Linked DNA regions of Mus musculus: region 1 is linked to region 2. A link is a contact called in ENCODE Hi-C or POLR2A ChIA-PET data. All regions are on one chromosome and are shown on one strand. Each heading gives the region's core, a stretch centred on a gene start or an enhancer-like site at or near the end of the contact. The rest is flanking DNA. Distances are from core to core; before and after follow the strand shown.

Region 1 (6,669 bases), core at 274-2,773, 37 kb before region 2:
CAACCACATGGTGGCTCACAATCATGTGTAATGGGATCTGACACCTTTATCTGGTGTGTCTGAAAACAGTTACAGTGTACTCATATACGTTAAAAAAATTTTTAATCTTAAAAAAAAAAAAAAGCAAACAACTCTGCAACAATCTGGGGACAGCAGCGGACTAGAGGGGCCGTAGAAAGCTGAGTGAGGATTAGAGCCATGTAAGATGTGAGAAGGAATAGAAGCGGCTCTCAGGAGGAGCCTGAGGACTGGGTGGGGGAGGGGAGCGTTCCCGGAGCTGCTGAGAGCAAGGGCCCCTAAGCACAGGCACACCCTGTTTGGTGACAGAGTTCCTTTGGTGACAAGCTTCTGGGGCATCCTGGTTTGTGCGTCCAGAAGCTTCATCAGGTGCAAGAACCTTTTTGGGAGAAAATGTATAAAATACGTTATTTAGGAAGAGCATCTTTAGAGTAAAAGAAATGGCAGCAAATTAAGGGTAACAAAAAGCTGAAAAACAGCACCTCTAGAAATGGTAATTTTCTTATAATTGTCAGTCAGCACGTAGCATTATTTATCTACATTTTCTCCATATCTTTTCTTTTTTAAAAATGAAAGTTATAGAATATAAAATTTACCATTTCAAAGTGTGCAGTCTAGTGTTTTTTTTTTTTTTCCTGTCTCCTCAGAAGGAAAACCCACATCCATTCCACAGTTACCCTGTTCCCCCACAAGCACCTCCTCACCGCCCATCCACTCCTGTCCGTGCGGGAGGGCTGAGCGGTCCCTCCTCTGGCGCGTGTGCACAGTGGTCCTTGTGAGTTTTCATGGTACTGTCTCTCCTTCTCTGGATGGACAGTCTCCATCACCCTACCTTCAAATCACCAATTATTCTACTTGATCAGATCTACTATTGAGTGTTTTCAGTGAGCTGTGAATTTCCGATATTATGCATATTAGCTCCGGAATGCTATTGGACTTAAAAACAAAAAAAACAATCTCTGTCTCATTATCAGTGCTCTGCACTTGAAAAGTCTGATGCCTTTCAACTTTCTAATGAAGAAACTGAATATTTTATTAGTTATTTTCCTGTAAAACTGTTGCTTAACCAGTAAAACAGAGCCAGCAGATATAGCACACTGCACAATTAAGATAACATTGTTCATGTGTCCCTATTCAACTAAAACACTTTCCTCCACACCCAGTAGCTCCAGCAGGATGGTCATTAAATATCTTGACCTAGATCCAGAAATAAAGGAAAGCAAGTTACAATATTATGTAAAGCTTCTAACAACGTTATCTGAGAAATACGTCATTTCTTAAAAACAGTTTTATCACAGATAATCCCATGAACTATGAATACAGGAGCCTAGAGCCAAGTCTAAAATAAAAGTGAGCCGAGCGGGCTGGAGAAATGACTCAGAGGCTAATGACACCTTCACCCTCTGTAACTTGTAACTTGTAGTGGTTTGAGTGAGCAATGGCTCCATGGGCGCAGGTACTTGAATGCTTGGTCCCTACGTGGTGCTGCTGTTTGGGGAGGTGGTCCAGCCTTGCTGGGGGAAGTATGCCTCTGGGGTAAGTTCTGAAGGGCTCACAAGCTTGTCCACTTCCTGTTCTCTCTGCTTGCTGTTGTGGTTTAAGATCTGGCCACTCAGCTGGCTGCTCCTATGGCCGGCTGCCATACCTTCCCTTTACTCTGGACTCTCCCTCTGGGAGCATAAACTCCTCCCTGTGCTCTCTTCATTATCAGATATTATCACAGCAAAGGAAAGTAACTAATATTCTGCTTTTAAGGAGGACACAAGTTCTTTTCCCAGCACCACGCTGCTATATTTACCACTGCCTGGAACTCCAGTTCCAAGGACGCATGCGCATGTGCACACAGACAACACACAAAGATAAACCTAATACAGGAACAAACTCTTAAATCTGGAGTGTTTTCTCTCATAGCAGTATGCAGTGTGAAGAAAGTTCCTTTGCCTAATGTTCTTATTTTCCGTCTTCTACCCCCACCAGTTGTAGGGCAGATTTGCTGGCACCGGCAGCTTTCAGTCCTCTGCAGGTTGTCTGTATTTCTCACGTACCTCTCCACTCCTTAGCTAAACCACTTCTTTTGTTTGTTTGTTTTTGTTTTTCGAGACAGGCTGTCCTGGAACTCACTCTCGAATTCAGAAATCCACCTGCCTCTGCCTGCCAAGTGCTGGGATTAAAGGCGTGCGCCACCACTGCCTGGCAGCCAAACCACTTCTAAAGGGTGCTTCATCATCAAGCCCCTCCAAACGAGCTCTGCTGCAAGCCCTGGATGTTTGGCACGTGTCTCCTGCATGCCCATTTCTCCAGAAAGAGAGCAGAGCTCAGTGGCAGCTTCCACTTCCCAAAGTCCCAAGTTTGTCTTGCTTTTCCAGGTTCTGAGCCAACTTCAGACAGACCACAGTCATTGTCTCTTAAAGTCTGCTATGCAAAGTGGGTCATTTACACTTTCTTTGTTATTGTTTTTCCAGGCAGGGTTTCTCTGTGTAGCCCTAGCTGTCCTTGAACTCACTTTGTAGACCAGGCTAGCCTCAAACTCACAGAGACACCGCTGCCTCTTCTTCCCTGGTACTGGGAGTAAAGGCATGGGCCACTGTCACCTGGCTCATTCCCAGATTTTAATATCATTTCCTGTGGAGATGAACCAGGGCACTCCCCCATATGTGCATGTGGTGGACCAAGTGCATGCTTGGTCCAAGGAGTGGTACTCTTAGGAGGTGTGGCCTTGTTGGAATAGCTGTAGCCTTGTTGAAGGAAGTGTGTCTTTGTGGATGTGGGCTTGAGACTCTCCTCCTAGCAGCTTGGAAAACAGTCTCTTCCTGACTGGCTTTGAATCAAGATGTAGAACCTCCAGCTTCTTCTTCAGCACTGTGTCTATGTGGATGCTGCCATGCCATGATGACAATGGACTGAACTTCTGAACTTGTAAGCCAGCCCCACGTAAATGTCCCTTATAAGAGTTGCCTTGGTCATGGTGTCTCTTCTCAGCAATGGAAACCCTAACTAAGACTGTGCGCCAACAAATGGTCAGCATCCTAAAGTCCAACCTTTTGATCAACTACCCAACACCTTGTGGGCTTTTCTAGTCAATCGTGGGGAGATGGGAAAAAATAAAGTAAAAGGAAGATCCATTCTACAAAGAGTTGGGAGGTAAAAAAACAAAACAAAACAAAACAAAAAACCACTCCTTACTTCATGAATATGTATGTAATATAGCTCATGCATAGTCATGAGAATAGCCTTAGAATCCTCAGCCCAGAACCTGCTGTAGTGTTTCCCTCTTTGGGTGCAGCCCACTCCAGTCTCTGAAGTGCTTGTTTACTTGGCTAAATAAACTGCTTAAACTGTCTCTTGATTGATAATTTCTTCAAGAATACACAGACCCCTGAAATAATGCGGTCAAGTTTCTCTCTGAATTCACATACTCCTGACCTCACAACATGAGTTCCGGCAGTATTCCCACTTAAATACCCCACTTCAGCAACTCTGTGGTGGACAGGCCTTGCTGGGCACCTAGCTTGTCTGTGGGTTATATTCCAAGGCTTGCTGGCCCCTCCTACTCTCTGCCATGAGCACAGGAACCTGGAAGATGGCCTGGCTCAGTATTTATTTTCCTAGGTCTGTATTCCTTCAATTAAATATATATATATATATTTTTTTTTCAATTGTTTATTTAAGATCTTTTCCAAGTGTCCAATCAGTCCTCAAAGACAGTCTGGTAATCCTATCCCGTAAATTAGACGCATCCCCCTTTGTTGCCTGGAGAGAGAGAGAGAGAGAGAGAGAGAGAGAGAGAGAGAGAGAGAGAGAGGCAGGCCTGTGTGTGGGTGTATGACTTTAATCCCAGTACTTGAAGGAGGCAGATCTCTGATTTTGAGGCCAGCATGGTCTACAGAGTGAATTCAAGAACAGCCAGGGCTAAACTATCTGTAAAACACACACATACACACAAAAAGAAAGGAAGGAAGTGGGGAGGGGGAGAGAGAGAGAGAGAGAGAGGAAGAGAGGAAGAGAGGAAGAGAGAAAGAAAGAAAGAAAGAAAGAAAGAAAGAAAGAAAGAAAGAAAGAAAGAAAGAAAGAAAGAAAAAGGAAGGAAGGAAGGAAGGAAGGAAGGAAGGAAGGAAAACTTCATTCACAAAGTCGTTAAATAAACAACAGCTAAAATCAGCAGCAGCAACAAGCCCTGGGAGAAGAGAAAAATTAAATCCCAGAGCTACCACCTTAGGATACTCAAACTTTTCTGTTTTCATCCAGTGGGTGCCTCCTGCTGGGGTTAAGGCAGGCATCACCCCCGCCAGGCTGCCAGTACATTTTCCACTGTCTGCACTCTTGGTCACGATGAGAGGATAACTCAGCAGATTTCCTTAGATGCCCGGAACTGAAACTATGACCAGTTTTTCACCCGGAAGCAGCCTGTGTGCTGAGGCCTGGCTGAACATCATCAGGTGATGTCCACTTCTGCCCTAGCCAGGCCATTCCCAAGCCCACAAGCCTGTCAGAGTCCCAGGAAGTCCATGTGAACCTCCCATCGTTTTTGTGGACCTCCTGTTTCCCAGCCTTTTCTTGCTAACTTTTTGGTTTGTGCCAACTGTTTCCTGTCACCTTGGGCTGTGGCAAACAAAGCACCTGCCTGTGACCGCTCATCACCAAGGCCCACCTTCCTCCCTGGTAGCTTTTGCTCTGGGCCACTCCCAAATCAAGGGGAGTAAAGATAAGCCCCTTAAGCTGCCTTTCCACAGAGTCTCCAAGTTTTTTTTAAAAGAAACTAATTATTAATCTTTTAAAATGAGGTCTATTCTGTCTCGCTGGTACATGGAATTCAGGCTGTTCTCTACAATGCTACCTGGAGCTAGGATGGAGGTTAAGATTCAAAAAAAGAAAAAAAGAAAAAATGAAAAAAAAAAAAACCCACCAAAGTGTTCACAGCTGGTCCCAATTTCCAGAGTTTTCCTTGAGCAGACACTTTCTAGATAATGGCACCCACCTTTAACCAGAGCACGCTAGAGGCAGAAGCAGGTGGATCTCTGAATTCAAGGCCAGCCTGGTCTACAGAGTGAATTTCAGGACAGCCAGGGTGCACAGAGAAAGTCACAGACCCCTGAGTCTCACCCCCTGTTGGGGTGTGCGGGTTGGGACAAAAAAAGAAAAAAACCCAAAGCAACCCATTTCCTTGTGACTGTGAGCCTCGTGTTAACTCTGTTTTAAATTTTCTGTGTGTATGGGTGTGTGGCTTACAAGTATTTCTGTCACTGAGAGCAGAGCTGGTGACTTCTGAGGGCAGAAGGAGATATCAGATCCCCAAGTAGCCCGAGAACTGAAGTTATAGATAGCAGTGAGCTCACAATCGATACTAGGATTGAACTCGGGTCCTCTAGAAGAGCAGCCATTAACCTTTAAGCTTAACCATTAAGCCACCCCTCCAAATCCAAATTCTAGATCTAAATCCTATTATGAAGGCTTTGGCCTCGGCTTTGTTTTTATGGAGCAGAGCACCAGACTCCACAGCCTACCATCTTCTTAGACTCACTTCTCTCTGTATTCCTTTTGATTATTTATTGATACAGAAGCACATTTGTAAAAATAATATCCTATTAAAAAAATAGAAATACTGCCCATAGACTTACCCATGGCAGGGATGGTGTGACATACTTACTGTCCCCAGAACAGAGCCAACAGGGCATGGGCTTCTATGAGTGTTGATGGCTGCTGTAGGTGTAAGGCTTGTTTGTTTTATATATCTATATCTATATCTATATCTAGTCTATATAGATATAGATATGTATATTGGTTTTTTTGAGACAGGGTTTCTCTGTATAGCCCTGGCTGTCCTGGACCTTACTTTGTAGACCAGGCTGGCCTCAAACTCAGAAATCTGCCTCCCCAATGCTGGGATCAAAGGTGTGCGCCACAACGCCCAGCTAGATATATGTTTTAATTCATGTTCCTCCTTCTGGAAGTTTTCTCCCTGCCAGGGTTATTGGGGAATGTACTCTGTACTAAGGCTAATGACTCCATGATAATTAGAAGTAGCATGAGCCCAGGAGGCAAGAATGTGGCTGTGTCTCAGCAAAATGGTAAACACTGGGACCTTCAGGTCAGCCCTTAAAGCTGTGGGAAAGAACTCTGAAAACACGTGTTTAAAATATGTAATTTCTCAACCATGTAAAATATAAGGATGCAATATGAATTACATAAGGAGCTTCACAGATCTAAAAGAACAGAAGCAGGTGCACTGAGCCAGTTTGTCAGAAAGATGCTAAAGAAGGAGATAAAGAGATTTGGGGAGTAGTGATCTGTTGTGTCCCGCTAGCGGTTCACATGTCTGGGTTCTAGTCTGGAAAGGCATCTTGGAAACCTGGAAGAGAAGGGGGGAGGGGACAGCTAGGCAGCACGAGAGAAAAAATGGAACCAAGACAAGGCTCTGCTCAAGGTTCAATTTTACTATTACGACATTCAGTTATGAAGCAGGGGAAGGGACCCGATTCCCGCCAAATCATCTTGGAGTAAAGATGCAGGTGACCACGTGATGGCTCTGGAACAGCTAGAAGGCAGGCAGTGGGAGTGGCAGGACGATGGGGCGGCAAGCTCCGCTCCAAGCTCTCTGATACTGAAACCTGAGCAAACAGGTTTCAGGCTGGGGAGGGGAGGTTACAGTGATCA
Region 2 (6,869 bases), core at 965-3,464:
CATTACAGACAACTGCCTTTTCCTCCCTTAGAAGCTATTACCCGTCCATACCTTCTCAGGGCTGCAAACTCAGCCTTTCCTGCTTCTGGAAGAAGCCCTTGCCCATATTCCTGTAAGTGATCCAGTAACACTCATTCACCAAGTTCACCAAGATGGACTTTGATGGCATCCAAACTTTAGTGTGTCATGGCTTCCCTATCTGGGGTAAGTTGATAGGTGTGTTTTCTCTCCCCAGGAGAAGTTTTGTCATGACATAGATGATGAACACAGTCCCACTAAACCCCTTAGGGAGCAGTGACTTTATTGGGCTTACTTCGAAACATGAAGGAGGACTTACAAGAACATGGGTGAGCCCAAAGCAGTTGTGCCACCAGAAAGTCTTACCCAGCATGAATGATTTACCCACAGCTGCAGAGATTGGGGGGGGGGGTGTCTCCCCTTCAGTTAACCTTCCACACTCTGTAATCCAGCATCTCTGCTGGGACAGAGACAAGTGCCACTCGGGCAAAATTCCATACAAGTGGCTGGGGGACAGGCTGAGTCTCATGGAGAGGCTTTGTGCCCACTCCTCCTAAGGACAGCCAATCAGCCCGATGGCATGCAAGGATCACAGCTGTTCTGATGACCATGACAGCTGTGCTGTTAGTTGAAACAGTCGATAAGATCTCTTCTGCACCCCTCGTACAGGTCCTTGAGCCACCTGCCCACCTCTGCCAGAGACCCATATACTTAGCTGCCTCTCTCCAAATCATCTCATGAGATCAACCAAGCCACTATCTTCAATCTGGAGGAGAGCAGCTTCGCTCCTTGCCTGGGGCTACTCTTTCTAGGCTCACGGAAACAATTCACTTGCTTCTGGGAGGGTCTAGCTACATCCAAGACACACCCATAAATTACAATGCTCCAGTTAACAAGGTTTGCTCATTCTAATTTCCTGAACAGGATATTTACAGATGAAAAGTTCACTAGAAACGGTGTGTTTTGAATGCACTTTGAGGGAGATAAATTCTGGGGTGGTATCTGAAGTGGGGCAGGGAGTGCATGTGTGCACACCTGCATGTGTGCACACCTCCTCTTCAGACTGTACGCACTTCCAATTTCACTGTGGGGAGGTGTTAGCAGAGCTTTGGGACTCGAAAGGAAGGGCTGACGGAAAGGCATTTCAGAAAGGACGGACAGGACCTGTGGGCCAGTGCCTCACAGGAAGTGAGAACAAGGTGGCTTTAAAACACACCACTATTTTTGGATGTGATTACTTAAAACAGGCATTTTCTGGACGGGTGATCAGTTTCTGGGAGGACAAAGTTCATTTTAGAATCCTTGTCCTCATCCCTCTTTAGCGGTTGGAAGGTACCCCAAATAAACATTTAATGAGCCCCATCACATGTCTAGCAAGCCACGTGATGTTCAATCTCCAAGAACAATGGGCCATGTGGACACCCTTTTACTCAATTGTTGATGAATAAGGCCCTCCTAGCCCTAGCCAAAACCTATAGAATTTAGGGGCATGATCTGGATGCAGAATGTCTGGTTTACTCCCTCCGAAAGCAGCAGTCATTCATAACATGGCAAACTGGCCTTCTGCTAGCTTACATATATAAAAAGCTGAAATAACAATCTTGACCACTTGGTGTGTTGCTTTCTCTAGACTGGGACAGTGCCAGTAGACCAAACCAAGAGCAGAAAGAACACTTTTGGAATTCGGCCCATATCATATCACCAGGTAAGGACCTCAGGTGGAAACTGGAAGAAACACATAGGAGGGCCAAACCTGCACAGAGCTGAGAACATGAGGCAAGGCCTACAACCTGGTGCTCAAAGGAACCTGGTAGAGAGGGCCAGGGAAATGTTGCAGGAATCTCCATGACTGAGGACTCAGGCTGGGAACTGACCCCAAACCTGGGGTTGGCACACCTGGTCGAACTCCACTTGAGCACCAGTGGTCGCCATCTGAGAACCACTCTTGAGCAAATCTCTTAAGCAAACACCTTCCTGCCGTCTAAACCTACGCTTTTCCCACCAGAGGGAGACATGGGCCCAGGGGCAAGGGTGGCCTCAGTGTCCCAGCCAACTGCTGGGAAGCCGGCAGATTTTCAGAGAGCGCGGGTCTGGGGAAAAAAATCCAGTCCGGGTTTTGTCTGAACGGAGACCAGGAAGGCAGCGAGGACTGGGGAAGAGGGGGAGGCGGTGAAGACACGACACAAACAGCTCGCGCCCAGGACACCGCGGTAGGCCCTGAGCGCGCGGGCGCAGGGCCCGGAGAGGCGCGCGCCGGCCCGGCCGCCGGCCGCATGGAGCGCAGCGCAGCCCGCGGCTCCCGGGAGGCGCAGGCGGAGGTAGCGGCAGCGGGAGCAGCGCGCTCGCTCACACCCACCCCCGCCCGCGGCCGGCGCGCCGCCCCGCCGTAGCCGCCGGCGTCCCCGCGGGCCCGGCCAGCGAAGGCGGCGTCCGCGCGTCTGCCAGCCAGCAGCGGCGGCCAGCCCGGGAGGCGGCCCCGCAAGCCCCGCAGCCGCGCGTCTCCGGGCCCAGCCGCAGCCCGCGAGGAGCCCGGCGCTCCGGCCCGCAAGCCCGGCGCAGGCATGCAGGCCAGGCGCCTGGCCAAGCGCCCCAGCCTGGGCAGCCGCCGCGGGGGCGCTGCGCCCGCTCCCGCCCCCGAGGCCGCCGCTCTGGGGCTCCCGCCCCCCGGCCCCAGCCCGGCCGCCGCACCGGGAAGCTGGAGGCCGCCGCTGCCGCCGCCGCGCGGGACCGGCCCCTCGCGCGCTGCCGCCGCCTCGTCGCCGGTCCTGCTGCTGCTGGGCGAGGAGGACGAGGACGAGGAGGGCGCGGGCCGAAGGCGCAGGACGCGCGGGCGGGTAACGGAGAAGCCCCGAGGGGTCGCGGAGGAGGAGGACGACGACGAGGAAGAGGACGAAGAGGTGGTTGTCGAGGTGGTGGACGGCGACGAGGACGACGAGGACGCTGAGGAGCGCTTCGTGCCCCTCGGACCCGGCCGTGCGCTTCCCAAGGGCCCCGCCCGAGGCGCGGTGAAGGTGCGTGCGAGGTGCCGGGGATCGGTGGGGGGCGCAGCGGGCTCGGCGGGGCGCCGGGGCGCCGGGGAGGCCGAGCGCAGCGGCGCGGGCCGGGAGGGGTGTGTCAGGCGGCGGTGGGCAGCGCGCGGAACTGCGGCTCAGCGGCTCAGCGGCTCAGCGGCGCCCGGCGGCCTGTCGGTGCTCAGAGGCCGGGCGGATGCGTGGTCCCGCGTGCCGGTAGGCAAGGAAGGAGCGCTTCTCTGGGCAGGGTGGGGAACTTGGGAGCTGGACGAGGTCGGAGCCCCGATCGGCCTGGCATTGATATTTTATTCTGCTCTGGGGAGGCAGGAGTCTTCCTTCTCTTGTTCAAGCTTCTGGAAACTAGCCAGCAACCTGCAACACCTCCTTTCACCTGAGAACAGTTGTTGGTCGGTTCCATCACAGGCACTTGTGAAGGAGTTGGGAGCCTGTGCAGCAACAACCTAGACCTTGGTTTCCGCGAGCTTTTTGCCCCTCCCCCATCCCCGTGTTTCTCCTCGCCCTCCTTAAACTGGACATCCTAAGCACTTACCCTCCGCCCCCTTAAGATTACAAAAGAGGAAGGCGGGGAAGGTGTTTGTGTTGTGGGGAGAGAGAGGGGTAGCATTTAAAATGAATGTGACTTTCAGCTGAAAAATTTCACCAGGTCCTCATCCGCGCTACCGCAACGAGCGATCTTTCCGTTTTTTTGTATCTTCAGAAGATAAAGGGTTTATTATTACACAACTGTCTGGCTGAGCTTCTAAGCACGCTATTGGACAAAACAAACTGCGTTGAGGTTCATGCACCGTGTATGTTGCTAAGAAGTTTTGAGGGCAGCGAGTGGCAAGCAATGGAGAGTGTTTGCTTTTTCGCCAGTGTTTTTTTTTTTTTTTTTTTTTTCTGTTTTCTGTTTTTTCGAGACAGGGTTTCTCTGTGTAGCCCTGGCTGTCCTGGAACTCACTTTGTAGCCCAGGCTGGCCTCGAACTCAGCAATCCGCCTGCCTCTGCCTCCTGAGTGCTGGGATTAAAGGCGCAGTGTTTCTTAAGATAGCAGGATAACCAGAAATTCTTGGAGTGTTCAGAAGAAAATATATGTAAACAAGTGAACTTGATAGAGGTGGTTGATGTTGTTGTTTTTGTTTAATATCTCCGTGCCCGCTCTCAAGTGTCTGGAAGCTTGTAATTATATTTACCAAGAAAAGTTAAACAGCAGTTAGCGTTGCCCCGCAGTAGATGTGGGAATGTTTCTTTCCTAGACCACCCTGAAGTATGACTGGCTCTCTCTCGGTGTGAGACTTGAGCAAATGGTCATTTAGGTGATTGTTTTTGACAGCTGCTTGTTGGAATCTGGACTGTGCCCACACTCATTACTGCTGCCTGCTGAAAAGCCCGCTTTGTGTGGCAACAGGATATAGCGGGATTTGAATTAAGTTCCATAGCATCAGTGACACTGAATAAGACAGAGTGCCCCCTGAGCAGTGTTGTTCATACACACTCAAAATGTGTCTGGGGTGATTATACAAGTTGAGACAGAAAGATTAATATGTTATGCTCTGTAATCCAAGTAGGCCCAGTGTAGGAAAGAAATCTGTTCTTTAAACTAGGAATATCTAGGGTGTGATTGTTAGCATTAGCAGAGATTTTTCACATCTCCAAATAAATTCAAATTTTTTCAAATTTCTAACACATTGCTTTGCTCACAAATTTTATAGTACATTGCATACAACTTCTTAGAAGTTACATGCTGAATATACTGTGGTATAATTTATCTTCTTTTTTTTCATCACCTTAGAGATATCCTGACACTGTATCCCAAGAGATTTTTTTTAATGGAACATAACAAATAAATTTACATTTCTATATGTCATGTGTTCGACAGATACTTATTGAGCACCTACTTTGTGCCAGGTGCTAATCTAGAACACAGTAGGGCATGACTTTGGAATTCTTACACATAATTCACTGCGTCACAGCAGCTGACAAATGGATAAAATAAGCATGACACAGGGGCCATGATTTGTGCATCTCTCACCGGCCTTCCTGAGTGGAGCCAGTGACCACACCAGAGTTGTTTAAAGCACAGAGAGTGAAGGGCAGGCTTTAGTGGCTGGTTCAGCAGGTCTCCCTCCTTTGTCCCCTCTTAGCAAGAACTGAGGCTCTTCTGACTCAAAATGGGAAGAGTCCCCCAGATTATCAGTGAGCAGATATCCTTTCTTTAAAAAAATACTAAAATCACTTTGTGTGTGTGTGTGTGTGTGTGTGTGTGTGTGTGTGTGTGTGTGAGAGAGAGAGAGAGAGAGAGAGAGAGAGAGAGAGCGAGCGAGCTCGAGCGCACGCTGGAGCCATGGAACACTTAGGGAAGTCGAAGAACTTTATATAGTGCCTGTTGTACACTCACCTTTCTGCTTTCCAGAGTTCAAACTCAGGTTGCCATGCTTGCATGACAAATGTCCCCACTTTCTGGAACATCTCAGCTGGTCCTATCTATGACCTGCAGGAAAATACCTCCAAGAATTCTGTTTCTTCTTTCCTGCCTTTTCCTGTGTTTGTCTGATGTAGGAGCTGTCACAGAAATTGTCAGGGAGCTGGTGTGTGGGACATGTGCTATGGGTGTATTGCCGTGAGAGTGTCTGAGTGTGGAGGGCAGCCAGGTGTGGAGATGGCAGCCAAGTCCGTTTGAGTCTGCCTGCTTCTTCTGTCCACTGCATCTGTCTTACAGATGTAAATCAAGTGGACTTGGTGCCTGAACTGATCTTGCTGAGGTGCTTGGAGTAAAGGAGTGGGGGATGGGAAAAAGAAAAGACAGGACCGCCTGGCAGGCCTAGGGTAACATCAGGAGGGAAATAGTGCTATTTTAGATTCTAGAAAGAAAAGAGAAGGCTTCTTGGGAGGGACCTTTGATCTTCCAGCCCAGGATCAGAATCAGGCCTGGGCCAGTAAAGGAAACCAGTAAAGGCAGCCCTTAAAGGTGGAGTCTCTGGGAGGTTTTCATCAGGAAAGCCTGCCTGCTCCTTGGTCTTTTTCAAAGCCCATACCGCGGGGGAGAACAGAGGCCAGCAGCGGGAGCTGAGAAAGCAGAGGGGACTGCAGTAGACACAGTTCTCAGGGGTGGGAGAGGTGCTCAGCAGGCAATACAGAGTGGAGCGCCTCAGGGTCCGAGATGCTGGATGACGCAAGGGAAGGGAGAGAGAGATTCAGAGGAGCTACTGGCACAGAGGATGACCTGGTGTGCCATTTGCTGAGGTTAGGGAGATGGCCAAGTTAAGGGCTCTGTTTGAACACACTAGGAATGAGTTGACTGGGCCGGCAGGCTTGGGGTGTGGATCAGAAAGGGGGAACTTGAAAACCACCAGCATGCTGAGGTCAGAGGTCATGCAGTACCAGGCTCTGAGGCACAGTGGGTTCTAGGAGAAGCTGGTGGAGATAGTTGAAGCAGCATCAAATATGTACAGATTGTAAAGGTCAGAAACCGAGAGAAGAAATAACTCCAGCAATTGAGGAATAATGAGCAGGACAAGGACTGCGGCTGTTCATTTAGTAAGAGACATCCATGTGTGCTGGACAGCAGGGGACTTAGTGCTGGTCTTTTTAACATTCATTCCTATTTTAAGTGTATGGGTGCTTTGCTTGCATGCATATGTGTGCATCGTGTGTGCAATGCCATGGAGGCCAGAAGGTGTCAGACCCCAGATGACTGGTGTTACAGGTGGTTGTGAGCTTCTGTGGCTTCTGGGAATTAAACCAGGATTTCTGAAAGAGCAGCCAGTGCTCTTAACCACTGAGCCATCTCTCCACCTCACTCCTATTATTATTGATAGAAGTTTGTGTAGTTAGTTAAGT

What was found. Hi-C counts contacts between places; a loop is a spot of excess contacts on that map. ChIA-PET counts read pairs that join two places held with the same protein, here RNA polymerase II (POLR2A).
Region 1: POLR2A ChIA-PET joins it to region 2 with 29 read pairs in embryonic stem cell. The contact joins the enhancer-like site here to the promoter of Zfp704 in region 2. A Hi-C loop is called at or near these places in 1 of 37 maps with a recorded cell type or tissue (heart). POLR2A ChIA-PET finds 5 or more read pairs at or near these places in 5 of 5 experiments (Patski and embryonic stem cell).

What each region holds. Positions count from the first base shown.
Region 1 is chr3:9,642,150-9,648,818 of GRCm38, reverse strand. It overlaps Gm33169 (a long non-coding RNA gene), which reads left to right. Exons shown (of 6, transcript XR_878676.2): 6 at 666-1,207. Among named protein-coding and RNA genes, the nearest start is that of Gm33169, 18 kb to the left of the region's middle. Within about 2 kb of position 1,523, at least 1 of the 3 ENCODE cell types and tissues checked has a DNase peak (open chromatin) inside an H3K27ac peak, as active enhancers do; it is heart, where a contact is called at or near this core.
Region 2 is chr3:9,605,430-9,612,298 of GRCm38, reverse strand. Zfp704 (zinc finger protein 704) reads left to right here and starts at 2,214. Exons shown (of 9, transcript NM_133218.2): 1 at 2,214-3,029. The coding sequence starts at 2,580.